Linked DNA regions of Homo sapiens: region 2 is linked to region 1. A link is a contact called in ENCODE Hi-C or POLR2A ChIA-PET data. All regions are on one chromosome and are shown on one strand. Each heading gives the region's core, a stretch centred on a gene start or an enhancer-like site at or near the end of the contact. The rest is flanking DNA. Distances are from core to core; before and after follow the strand shown. Region 1 overlaps BCAP31 (B cell receptor associated protein 31). Region 2 holds the start of L1CAM (L1 cell adhesion molecule).

Evidence for each region. A loop is a pair of places that touch in the nucleus more often than their neighbours do. ChIA-PET counts read pairs that join two places held with the same protein, here RNA polymerase II (POLR2A).
Region 2: a loop to region 1 is called in a map of PC-9, with 2.8 times the contacts of the local background. The contact joins the promoter of L1CAM here to the enhancer-like site in region 1. A Hi-C loop is called at or near these places in 1 of 168 maps with a recorded cell type or tissue (PC-9). POLR2A ChIA-PET finds 5 or more read pairs at or near these places in 2 of 52 experiments (HEK293 and OCI-LY7).

The regions. Positions count from the first base shown.
Region 1 is chrX:153,696,564-153,702,249 of GRCh38, reverse strand. BCAP31 (B cell receptor associated protein 31) reads left to right here. Exons shown (of 8, transcript NM_001256447.2): 7 at 143-243; 8 at 1,275-1,758. The coding sequence ends at 1,313. SLC6A8 (solute carrier family 6 member 8) reads right to left here. Exons shown (of 13, transcript NM_005629.4): 13 at 5,662-5,686. Among named protein-coding and RNA genes, the nearest start is that of SLC6A8, 11 kb to the right of the region's middle. Within about 2 kb of position 1,494, at least 10 of the 41 ENCODE cell types and tissues checked have a DNase peak (open chromatin) inside an H3K27ac peak, as active enhancers do.
Region 2 is chrX:153,882,969-153,888,648 of GRCh38, reverse strand. L1CAM (L1 cell adhesion molecule) reads left to right here and starts at 2,476. Exons shown (of 29, transcript NM_001278116.2): 1 at 2,476-2,584. L1CAM-AS1 (L1CAM antisense RNA 1) reads right to left here. Exons shown (of 7, transcript NR_130768.1): 2 at 4,753-4,938; 3 at 4,376-4,701; 4 at 3,213-3,286; 5 at 2,672-2,841; 6 at 1,592-1,686; 7 at 1-152.

The sequences.
Region 1 (5,686 bases), core at 245-2,744:
CTTTATTTTGAGAAGTAGCCTCCTGTATAACCTCGTTTGAGATAGATTTGGGCCAGTTTCTGGTGTCTGTAGCAGTCGGGTTTTTTCCCCCTAATTCCTGTCTTTTCGTTTCTGTTTTCTTGGTCATTTACATCATTTCAAGAACTAGAGAAAGCTGAAAACCAGGTTCTGGCCATGCGGAAGCAGTCTGAGGGCCTCACCAAGGAGTACGACCGCTTGCTGGAGGAGCACGCAAAGCTGCAGGTCAGCCCTCCCGTATTGCTGCGCCCAGGGCAGGAGAGCAGAGCAGGATGAGGCAGCCCCTGCGGGTGCGGAGGGAACCTTCCAGGGGCCCAGGGGCTGGCTGCCCTCTCCACCACTCCCCCTGGCCACCTCTGCCCTACTGAGTGGGACCCTTCACCGGGCAGGAGGGGGGTGGCCTGGCAGCAGATGTAGGCACTTGCCAAGGCGGCCCTCAGGAGTGGCACTGGCTCACTAGGCTCTGAGCCTTCCTACCTTCGTGCTCAGGCGCAGCCATGGTTTGGGGCCTGGTCAAGAACAAAGAAGCAGGTGAAACTCTGGGACCCACTGCTGGCCTTCTTTCCTAGGGTGCTGGGGAGTGACGTAGGGCAAAGATCCCTGGGCAAGTGAGGGCACAAGGTGTCAAAAAGGCACCTTCCCTAGCAGGCGCTAGTTGTGGCCATCACCTGCTGCCCTAGGCCTGATCTGAGTCCTCAGACTAGCTTGGGTGCACCAGGCCGCATCTGGAAGCCCAGGCGGTCTTGACGTTGGGAGTGAGGGCCACATAAATACTCCTAACTTTGGACAGCTGGCCTCAGTGCTTGGTGGCCCAAGTTTGGGCACCACAGCAGGTGGGGAGGAAGGGTCCAGCCTCAAAGGGGGCACCCATGCCCTCTGTATGGGGCAGGCTTGGCAGATGGGCTTCGAGGGCACCTGTCAAAGGTGTGCAGAGTTGGGAAGGGTCTGATCAGGTCTTGAAGGGGACTGGATGCCTTGCTGTTCCCTGCAGCCAGGACTCAGCCCCCAGTGAGGTCCTGGCAGTCCTCCCTGGCTGGCGTTAGGTCCAGGGCTTTCCCTAGAGCGTGGGCCAGGGCTGACGCTCCCACCCTGGCAGGCCTTTGGGTGCAGCTGGGGAGGGGGCCCCTTGTTCACTTGAATAGCTGTTGTTAGGAGAGAGGGGAACCGAGGTGGACCTCTGGGGCATGGGGCTGGAGGTGGCAGGGGAGGAGTGGACCCGGCCAACCTACTGCTGTGGGATTTCTGTCCCTTTCCAGGCTGCAGTAGATGGTCCCATGGACAAGAAGGAAGAGTAAGGGCCTCCTTCCTCCCCTGCCTGCAGCTGGCTTCCACCTGGCACGTGCCTGCTGCTTCCTGAGAGCCCGGCCTCTCCCTCCAGTACTTCTGTTTGTGCCCTTCTGCTTCCCCCATTCCCTTCCACAGCTCATAGCTCGTCATCTCGGCCCTTGTCCACACTCTCCAAGCACATTACAGGGGACCTGATTGCTACACGTTCAGAATGCGTTTGCTGTCATCCTGCTTGGCCTGGCCAGGCCTGGCACAGCCTTGGCTTCCACGCCTGAGCGTGGAGAGCACGAGTTAGTTGTAGTCCGGCTTGCGGTGGGGCTGACTTCCTGTTGGTTTGAGCCCCTTTTTGTTTTGCCCTCTGGGTGTTTTCTTTGGTCCCGCAGGAGGGTGGGTGGAGCAGGTGGACTGGAGTTTCTCTTGAGGGCAATAAAAGTTGTCATGGTGTGTACGTGGTGCGGTGTGTGACTGCAGCTGTGGGGAGGGCTCTGCTTTCTCTCCTGCCTGGAGCCCCCAAGCGGCCACAGCCCTTCAACCTGTTTCCCCCACTGAAGGCCAGGCTCACACCTGTTCTCGAAGGCCTTGCCCTCTCTGTCCTCCTGCTCCCCGGGCTGGGCCAGGCCTCGCTTCAGGGCCACCCGCCGAGTGTGTGTCCTGTCTGCCTCCCTGGGTGTGGGCAGCTTGGGAGGCTCAGTAAACCGGCGGGGCTTCCGGGTAGAGGACTCGCTTGCCTTCTCTGGGTTCCTGTTCGTCACATTTGGGACAGACAGAACGTGGCAGAACGCCACTAGTCACTCCCTGCCCCCCCCCCCGAAGGTTTGCAGGATGACCTCTGACTAATGCCAGCTGGGAGAGGAGACTTGTCCTTGGCAGTGACCTGGAGCTGGCCCAGGGCAGAGCTAGGCAGAAAGGGGCTGGGAATGGGCTGGGGCCCTTGGCCCTGAGAACGTGCTGGGTGTGTGCCTGCCACCAGAGCGCTGTGCTGGCTCCAGGGTGTCCCTCCCGTGGCTCCCTCAGAGCTGTGTCTTCCAGGCCCACAGCAAGCCAGGCCAGTACCGGGGCTTCCTGCCTGGCACCAGTGCCCAGGCCCCTGCACTGTGCTACTCTCCAGTAGCACATGAGGAAGGCAGCCCCCGCCCGCAGCACAGTGCTTCCACCCTGCAGGGCCTCTGCCATGCCTGGTGTCTGCATGAGGACTGGGCGGAAGGGTCAGGGGAGCAGGTTAGAGGTGTGTCTCCTGGAACTGGGGGGACCCCTGAAGGATGTTGATGCTGGCAGGGTAGCTGACGGCCTGCTGTGCATGCTCGCTTCTGCCTGCCCTGTCCGGGCCCAGGCCAGTGGTTCCCTTCTCTAGCATCCTGTCGCCCTTCCCTTGTGCTCAGAGCACAGCCGCCTCATGACGAGTTCTGTCCCTTTCCAGGCGGTCTGAGAGGTGGTGTCTGAGGGAGTAGGGGACACGTGGGCGATACCCTCTGGTTGCTGTGCCAAGGCCGAAGGCTGATCCCACTTTTCCAGGAAGTGCTCTCAGCTACCTTGGACCTCCCTGAGCTCACCCTTCTCTGAGCTTTGAAAGGCTAAAGTCCAAACGGGTGCTTCCCTCACCAGCCCTGATGGCTTCTTCCGCTGTTCTGCCTAGGCCAGCAGCAGACAGAAAGCTGCACGAGGCCAGCTTCTGGAGCGCCCTTTCTAGTGGAGTGATGGAACAACAACGGGGCAGGGGGTGTGGGCACAGGCTCTTAGAGATGAAAATTGAGGTGCTTGCCCAGCCTAGACTGGAGGGCGGCCTGCAGGCTCGCGCCTTCCTGGATCAGCTTCTGTTCCAGGGCATCTGCACCCGTGGGCGTCCTGATCTGTTTTCTTACCCATCTTCCACTAGACTGCGAGCTGCTTGAGGGCAAAGCCTGCTGCTTGTTGATCTCTGTGTCCTAACCCCTGATGCAGGAGCTAAGTCCTGAGGAAATGGTGTCTCTATTTCAGGACCCTCTTTAAGTGACAGGCCTCTGTGAAGTTTCCTTTTTTCAATGTCTTTTTTCTGTGTGTTTAGTGTCATCGTGGTGCATGAGGTGGCTTGGAGGGCATTTGGCCTGGAGGTGCGGAGAACAATTAGCAGAGGGTGATTGTCATCCAGGCAGAGACTTGGCTGACAGTGTATAAAGCAGTTGGCCTGAGCTCAGGGGTCCTGAGGGTGACTGTGGGCTGCAGGACAGTTGGAGTCGGTTGGGGACAGGGGCTGTGTGAGGGCCTGGGGCACCCTGGGGAGAGGTCTTGCTGATGTTGGGAAGCACCTTTGCAGCTAAGGAGGGCCAGGCCGGAGATGTGGGAGCTGCCAGCAGGCGGGGTTCTTGAAGGCGCAGGCATGGTGAGAGGACAGGCTTCTCAGGGAGAAAAAGAAAACTGGAAACAGCGGTTGCTGAAGAGATGGGGGCCAGGGACTGCAGGACAGGCTCCAGAGCCCCTGGCTGAGCTAGGGTGGGACTGCACTGCCACTCCTTTCTCTGCTCCCTGTCTGGTCCGTGTATTTCTCACCCAGGCTCTTGGTTGGCCGTATTCCAAGCCAGGTCCCTCCCCTGGCTCCAGAAGTTTAGGGGTAAAGCCCCTCCATAGGGGGTGCTGCCTGCTGAGGAGCAGGGCCTCTGGGGGTTCTCCCATAGCACGATAGCAGTCCTGGGCAGGACGCAAAGGGAGCAGCCCAAGCTGTCACTTTGCTCTGAGGGGTCACCTGCTCCCCCTTCACAGGCTCCAATCTCTGATGCTCTCTGTGCTTGCCTGAGCCGCCCACTGCATTGCCTGCTGTGCCCTGCCATGGTGCCCAGCCCTTTGAGGGTGGGGTGCCACATGCTCATCTTGTGCACGGGGTCCCGCCCGTTGAAGGACCTGTCTGTACTCAGTGTCTCCAATTCCTCTCCACCTCTTCTCATGGTAAAACGCATATATATCATACATATATATAGTGTCATCAGTGTATATGTAATGAGCCATTTTCACCATCGTTAAATGTGCAATTCAGTGGCATTAAGTGCAGTCACAGTGTTGCGCAGCCACCACTTCCATCCACCTCTAGAATTTATTTTCTCAAACTGACACTCTGTCCCCACTCAACACTCCCCACCCTGTCCCCAGCCCCTGGCACCCACCCTTGCCCTCTGTCTCTGTGGATCTCCCTCCTCTCATGTAAGGCCCTGTCTCTCTCACAGGAGCAGAACCCTATAGCAAGTATCCCTTTATGATGGCTCATTTCACAGAAATGCCCTCCAGGGTCAGCCATGTTGTGTCGTGTGTTGGAATGCCTTCCCTTTCCAGGCTGGCTCATATTTCCTTGTCTGGGTGAACTACGTTGTTGTCTCTCCCTTCGTCTGCAGATGACACTGCGCTGCCGCCACTCCTTTTCTCAGTCGCACACCACCCAGCCTTTCACACGCACCCGCTCATGCAAGCCACCCTCGCCAGGCCCCCGTGACCCTTGCCAGACTCAGTGAGCATTTGCAGGTCACTGTCCTTCACCAGCAGCAGCACTGGACAGATGGAGCCAGCCACTGCTCCTCCCTGACCTGTGAGGGGTCCTCACTGGCTCAGGTTGCAGGACCCCACCAGGAACTCTCAGGCGTCCTCCCCTATCACTGCCACGTCTTCGCTCTGCCCCTCTCATTGTGTTCCGGGGCTTGCGGCGTCCCTGTGAGCTCACTCAGGCTCAGGGCTTTCAGTGTCATCTCTATGTGGTAAGAACTTGCACAGTTCCATCTCCAGTACTTTCTGGAACTCCTGTGTCCACCTGCCAACTAGACATCTCCACTTGGATGACACTTCCTGCATGACACACCCAAGGCTGACTCCAGACCATTCTCTCCTTGCCTCCCCATTGCAGGACCTGGCAGCTCCATCTTTCCTCTTGCTCAGGCCAAATCTGTTGTCCTTAACTCCTCTTTGAGCCCTGCATCCTGGTCATGCACAACCCCTATTGGCTCCACCTTCAAAATTGATCCCTGATGCAGAGTTATCCCCTCTGCTGCTACCAGCCTGGCCCAAGTGACACAAGGCACCTGTTCAGTGACAAATTCTTGGGGTAACATTTTGAAAATTTCAGCACCCATGGCTTTACGCCCACCCTTCCCCGCGGGTGTGGCTGCTCTCCAGCTCACTCTCGTCCTGCTCTCCCCAACTGCCTCGGCTCCAGGGGGACAAGGCCTTCCCCTGGGCTGCTGCCTTCCCTGCCCCCTTCCCAGTCCCCAGAAGGGTGCCGGCCGCAGAGGCCTCCAGAGCAGAGCCTTGCTCACGGCAGCAGCTCCAGCTGGAGGAGGTTCCCCCTGCCTCCTGTACCCCGACCCCTTCCTTAGAGCAGCAGAGGCGGAAGCAGGAGCCTGCTTTGGAAAATGACATGTTTTTATTG
Region 2 (5,680 bases), core at 1,227-3,726, 190 kb before region 1:
AGAGAAAGACACGTCTGGCTGAGCCCACCCCGCCTGCCTGCTGGCACTTCCTTACTGCCCCACTGTCGTCTGTGGCTTCTGCGTCTTCTGCATGCTCATCACAGGGTCAGAGTCTGGGGCTTCCCTTGTCCAGTCCACTGTGTCTATGAGGGCTGGGTCACAGGGAGCAGGGCTGTGAGAAGCACTTGACGTTGAAGGGAAAGAGACAGTCATCTGTCTACTTGGTGTCCCCCTAACCTCCAACAGCAAGCACATGGCAGTGGGGGGGTGGCTTGCCTCTTGTTCAGGGCCAGTCCCTCCTGCTTCTCCTGGGACTTGCTCTGCCCTTGGTCTTCTGTCACTCTTGCTCTTGCTCCCATTGGCTCCTCCACTTCATTACATGGAAGTGAGAATGGGCATCGTGGTCAAGCAGAAGGGAATTCAAGTCCGAGTTCTGCCATTTACCTTCTGGGCTATCTTGGGTGGGTCATTTGACCCCTCTGAACCTTGGTTTCCTCATCTGTGAAATGGGGGCACTGATAGTGCCAATTTCTTCCTGGTTGCATGACTGCCCCTCTCTGGACCTTGGGTACCTCACTGGGAGAGTGAGGATAATAACAGCACCATCATCTGGGGTGTGTGTGTGGATGCAATGAGCCAGTGGAGAGAAAGAGACCTTCCTAACTGTGCTTGCTGGACCCAGCCTTGAGCTCTGTGGGCTTTGGTTTTCTCATCTGTAACGTGGGGCGAATGCTTCAACAGACCTCCCCAGGTTGGTGTGCAATTTAAATGTGCAGGAAATGTAACGATGGCAGGTCCATGGCTGTGCTCAGGAAATGTGATGTCGTGTAATCCTAGTAATGAATTTTTTGTTACCATAAATGGACCCATCACTACACATTAGCAGGTGCGTATAAACGGGCTCTATTCCCTGCTTACTTCACCATCCTGATGGGCATCAAACCCTAGATTAGGTAAAGGATTTGCAGAAGTTGGGGCTTGGAGGAAAGGCTGGGAACGTAGGGAGTGAGTGGAGGCAGCAACTGGAAAGGAGAGAGGCCTATCAGAGTTCAGATCAGCAAAGGCAGGAAGCTGACCACAGCTCAGTGCCTCATGGAAAGTACGCCCTCTTGGCCCAGCTCATGAGCCTGCTGGCCTCGTGACCCAGGCGGGCTCAGTTTCCTCTGCTGTCACCTGAAGATGCCCTGCAAGTGCCCCCACTCTGGAAGCAGTCTCCCTAGCCGTCCGTCTTCACTCAGGTGCCTAGTCTTGTCCATTCTCCTCCTAAAGGCTGGGCAAACATGGCATCCAGACCCTCTCTGAGCACAGATGGGTCCACCCCAAGCTTCCCATTCCAGGGGAACTGAAGCTGGCACTATGGGGGTGGGGCATCCAAGCCAGGATGCCAGGGCTGCTCCCATGTGGGCCCTCCAGGGCCCCACACCACTTGGGGAGTCTTGTGAGACTGAGTCGAGGGCCCCTGGAATGCTTCACTGGGCAACAGGCATGCCCATAAAAATACCGTGGCCGCCAGATCTGCAATCTGCCATCGGGGCCCTAGGCCTTCCTAGCCCTGAGGCTGCAGCCAGCTCGCCGGCTCCGGAATTCTTACCCCCTCCATTTTGCTTCCTCGCCTGTGAGGTCATGGCCTTGAGCCTAGGAGGGGGCACTGGGGAGGAGCTCCTTCCTTCTCGATCCTGTGCAGGGCTGCGGGGGAGAGTGGGAGAGAGTGGAGTCGGCGGGAAAGGTCGAATGGGGCCAATCCCGAGGACAAAGAAATAAGACACCAGAGAGCTGGAGGAAAATCTGGGAGTTGGGGGTGGCAGTTCGAGGGATACCCTCTCCCAGACCCTGTCTCCCCTGGGCTCGCCTCCTACCCTGCCGCCCACCTGGGCTCTGGGGTGCGCAGGAGCCGGTGCTCCGCGGCGCCTCCCCAACACGCTGAGGACGAAGCCCCCGCACCCCTCCCAACAGGACCCTGACTGGGCCCTCAGGATCGGGGGGCATTCGGGAGAGGTCCCGGGAGTCCTGCCCTGTGTGTGTGTGTTGGGGGGGCGTTGCGTGCAGGTGCCCATCGCTGGCCGGCGCCGTCGAGGGCCAGGCCGAGGCTAAGGGAGCATCCCCTTCCTTGCCGGACTCCTCTCTCCACCGCCCGGCCCCAGGCCTCTGGGAGCACTCTCGCCCCGCGATTCCCGCTCCGAGCTTTCACAGCGGGCTCCCTTGCGCTGGGGCTGAGGACACTCTCCGGCCGGAGACTCCCGGTCTGCGGGGAAGGGGGTCTGGCGGGACCCGTCGGCTGGGGTCCCGCTGAGCTCCCGGAGTGGGCTGCCCGGGGGCCCCCAGCCCAAGCCGCGCTCGGCTGGCACCAGGGGCTAGGGTGCGGCGGGGCGGGGCGGGGCGGGGCGGGCGGCCGGGGAGGTGATCTCACTCCTCCCTCCCTCTCCTCCCCGGCGCTCCCCTCCCCCGCCCCTGCGCGCACGCCCGCCCCGCCCCGCCACAGCCGCTGCTGCCGCAGCATCGGCATCGCAGACGCGCTCGGGCGGCGGGTCCGAGGCCGGCGTGCGCGGAGGCTGGGCGGGCAGCCCGAGCGGTGGCCGCAGCGCAGGTAAGGCGGGCTGGCCTCCCCGTGCGACCCGGGCCGCGGCCGCGATCCCCCGGCGACACCACACCGCTCTGCCCGGGGTGCACGGACCAGGGAGTCCCGGCCCGGTCCGGCCCGCGGTAACCGGCGTTGCTGCCGGAGCCCCACCCATGCCGGGCGTCGGGCTCCGGGCACCGCGGGCTGTAAGCGGGGCGGGGGAGGGATGCCGGGTGCCCGAGCCCGACAGGTGAGGGGTAACCTGCGGGGCCCCAGATGCTGGCCTGGGCGGGAGAACAGGGCGGGGGGCGTCAGGCAGGGTCTGTGTGGGCAGGCGGGGGCTGAAGTTGGCGGGTCCCCGTGCGTGTGTGCGTGTCTGAGAAAGGAAGCCAGATCGGGTCGAGCGCTCCCCCACAGGCCGCCGTGGGGTGTGGCCCTGGGCGTGGCTGCCCCTCATCCCCAGCCGAGAGCTCAGTTTGGTTGAAAATCCCGGCTGACAGCGTGGTGAGGGGTAGATCGGGATAAGCCGCCCCTGCAATGGGGGGAGGGGAGTGAACGGGACTGGGCGCTGCCTGCCCCTCCGCCCCAAGGTTGGGGGGGCTTTGTTCTCCTCCTTCTTCTTTCCAAATCCCAGCCTGGGCTCCTCCGGGCTCACCCGAAAACCTGCCGCAGAGCCAGGGGCTCCTCCCCGGAGGCGTAGGGCGCCTCTGGAGCCCGTTTCCACAGGCTCTGTGGCCAGTCAGGGCTGGAGTGGGTGAGGTCGGTTCGGGCACCCACTGCTGTGCCTCCCGTGCATGGGTGTCCATCAGGTAGGGTCCATCAGGTAGGGGTGAGGGAAGGTGGGCCTCACTGGCTCAGGCGGTCCCTGCGCACTGCAGGTCTTTTGCCCACTGCCACATCTTCCTATCTCTGTGCGGTTATGGGAGGGGTCAGCGATTCCTATTCCCTCCATTCCAGGTCAGACTTTTGGGGCCTCTTGGTTGGCAGGGATTGCAAAGAACACGCACTACAATCCATTGCCCCCGACAGGGTATCTGGACCCCCCACCTATCACTGTCCCTCTCAGGAAGGCAGGCCTAGAGCCATCTGCCCCCTTCTCCAGAAGGAGTGGGGGCCTGGCACCCCCCAGGTAGATACCCTGCCCCTGTTAACCCCACCCTGAGGGCAGGGGCATCGGGGCAGCCCAGTGCCATCTCTGCTGACTCATGTGGCCCTGACGTAAATCAGTGCAGTCCGCCCTTCTTCCCCTGGGGGCTGCTGCCCAGCATCATCTTTCTGGGGCGGGGGCCTCCCCAGGGCCTCTCCCCTCCCGTCAGCTCCTTGCTGCAGGTGGTGGGACTTGGCCCAGCCTGGCCTCTCCCCTGGCACAGCTCCCATGCAGTGCCCACATGTGCACACCTGAGGGCTCCAGAGCCTTTGAGGACTCGGCTGTCTTGGCCACATGGGAAGTTTGGGGCAGGGTTGGGCCTGGGACCTTCCCACCTCCTTGGCTCCTGGTCATTTCTCTCTGCTGCATCTGAGTCTCTCTCCATATTTATTGATGTTTGTGTGTGTATGATCCCGAAAGTAATACATCTTATTGTAGGACACTTGAAATATACAGAAAAGAACAAAAGAAATTAAGAATCGCTAGTGATCTGATCACCAAGAGGGAAACACGTTCAGCACGCCCCAGCCTCCCTGGTTTGCTACACCGCGCTCCTAAAAGGCTCCTCCCCAAGTTCCCAGCTGCCAGCTCCCTGCTGAGCATCAGGAGGACAATCAGCGCTTCAAGGTGGCGGGGTCCCCTGCCCTGCAGCCAGTGAAGAGCTTCCCTACCCAGGCGCTCAGGATCCCAGCGATGGGCAGTCGTGTACTGGGCAGCTGCTCATGGCCAGTGCTCCTTTGGGCCGGGCTCTGGGCTGCCCATGGAAGAGCCAGTGACAAACTGGACCAGCATTGTCCCTGTCTTCGTGGGGTGTCACTTGTTTTCTTTTTTCTTGATGATTATCTGAAGGGAAAAGGGAGGCAAAGAGTGAGGAAGGGCCTGGCCTGAGGGCTCCTACAGTGAGCAGGGTGCCCAGATTGTGCCCCCAATCGGCCTCTCCCAGGTCCGAGCCCTTTCCACCACTGGAACTACAGCTGGCGCCTTCCTTGGCATGCACCTGGCCAGGACTGGCAGGTGAGGGTCGAGGAGACAGGCCTGTGTGCCCTACCTTGATCACCAAGTTCCCTTTCAAAGCTCGAAATGGCTGCACTGAGTGCTTTTCTGGGTGTGAGGGTGATGCGGCCTCGCAGAGTGGCCCAGGCTCCAGGAGGGCACGTTCATGGGAGAACCTGGGGTAGTGGTGGGGTCCTGTGAGGAGGTCTGCCAGGATGGGGATCCCAGCCAAGACCCTGGTCTGCCAGGCATGAGTGGGGGCATGAGTGGGGGCCCTGCCTCCCTCCCTCGTGGTTCAGACAGTGGGGGAGGCGGGGGGTCTGGATGCCCTTCTAGGGTCCCCAGCAGGGTGCTCATTGCCCTGTCCTCTGCCCCTGCAATGGGCTGGGGCTGGGTCCCTGGGTGGGGCCATCTGGAATGGGCCTGCAGCATCCCTGCCCCTGCAGTCGCTGTCTTACTTGCTCTGATCTGGCCCATCTCGGACACCTCCTTCTCCTGCTTCCCCCGCCCCCCTGCTCTCTCCTCTGCAGCCTCCCACGTCTCCCTGTGCCCCACCCCCAGGGCCATCACCTTCCTCCTCCTTCTAGGCAGAAGCCTGCTGCTGCCGGGGATGGGGTGCACCACTCCCCGTCTCCTCCCTCTGCCTCTGCCTGCCTGGCCCTCCCTTCCCTCTTCCCCCTTCCCGTCAGGGCTCTGCTCCATCTCTCTGCTTACCCTTTTGTCTGTCTTCCACCGCTCTGCTCCTCTCCTTGTCCCCCCCAGCTGCCCCTGCCTCACCCTTGAGGGCCCTGAGGTTGTGCCCTGTCCAGCAGCCACTCAGCACCCTTCTGCTGGACTCTACGCCTTGGGGTTGGGCCCAGACCCCCCATGGGGGCCTTGTCTGAGTGGAAGGCTGTATGGGGGGTGCCTGGTGAGCAGCAGCCAGACGAGCACTGGGGGAGGTAGCCCGCCCAGCTTGCCTCTTCCCCAGATATCAACAGGGT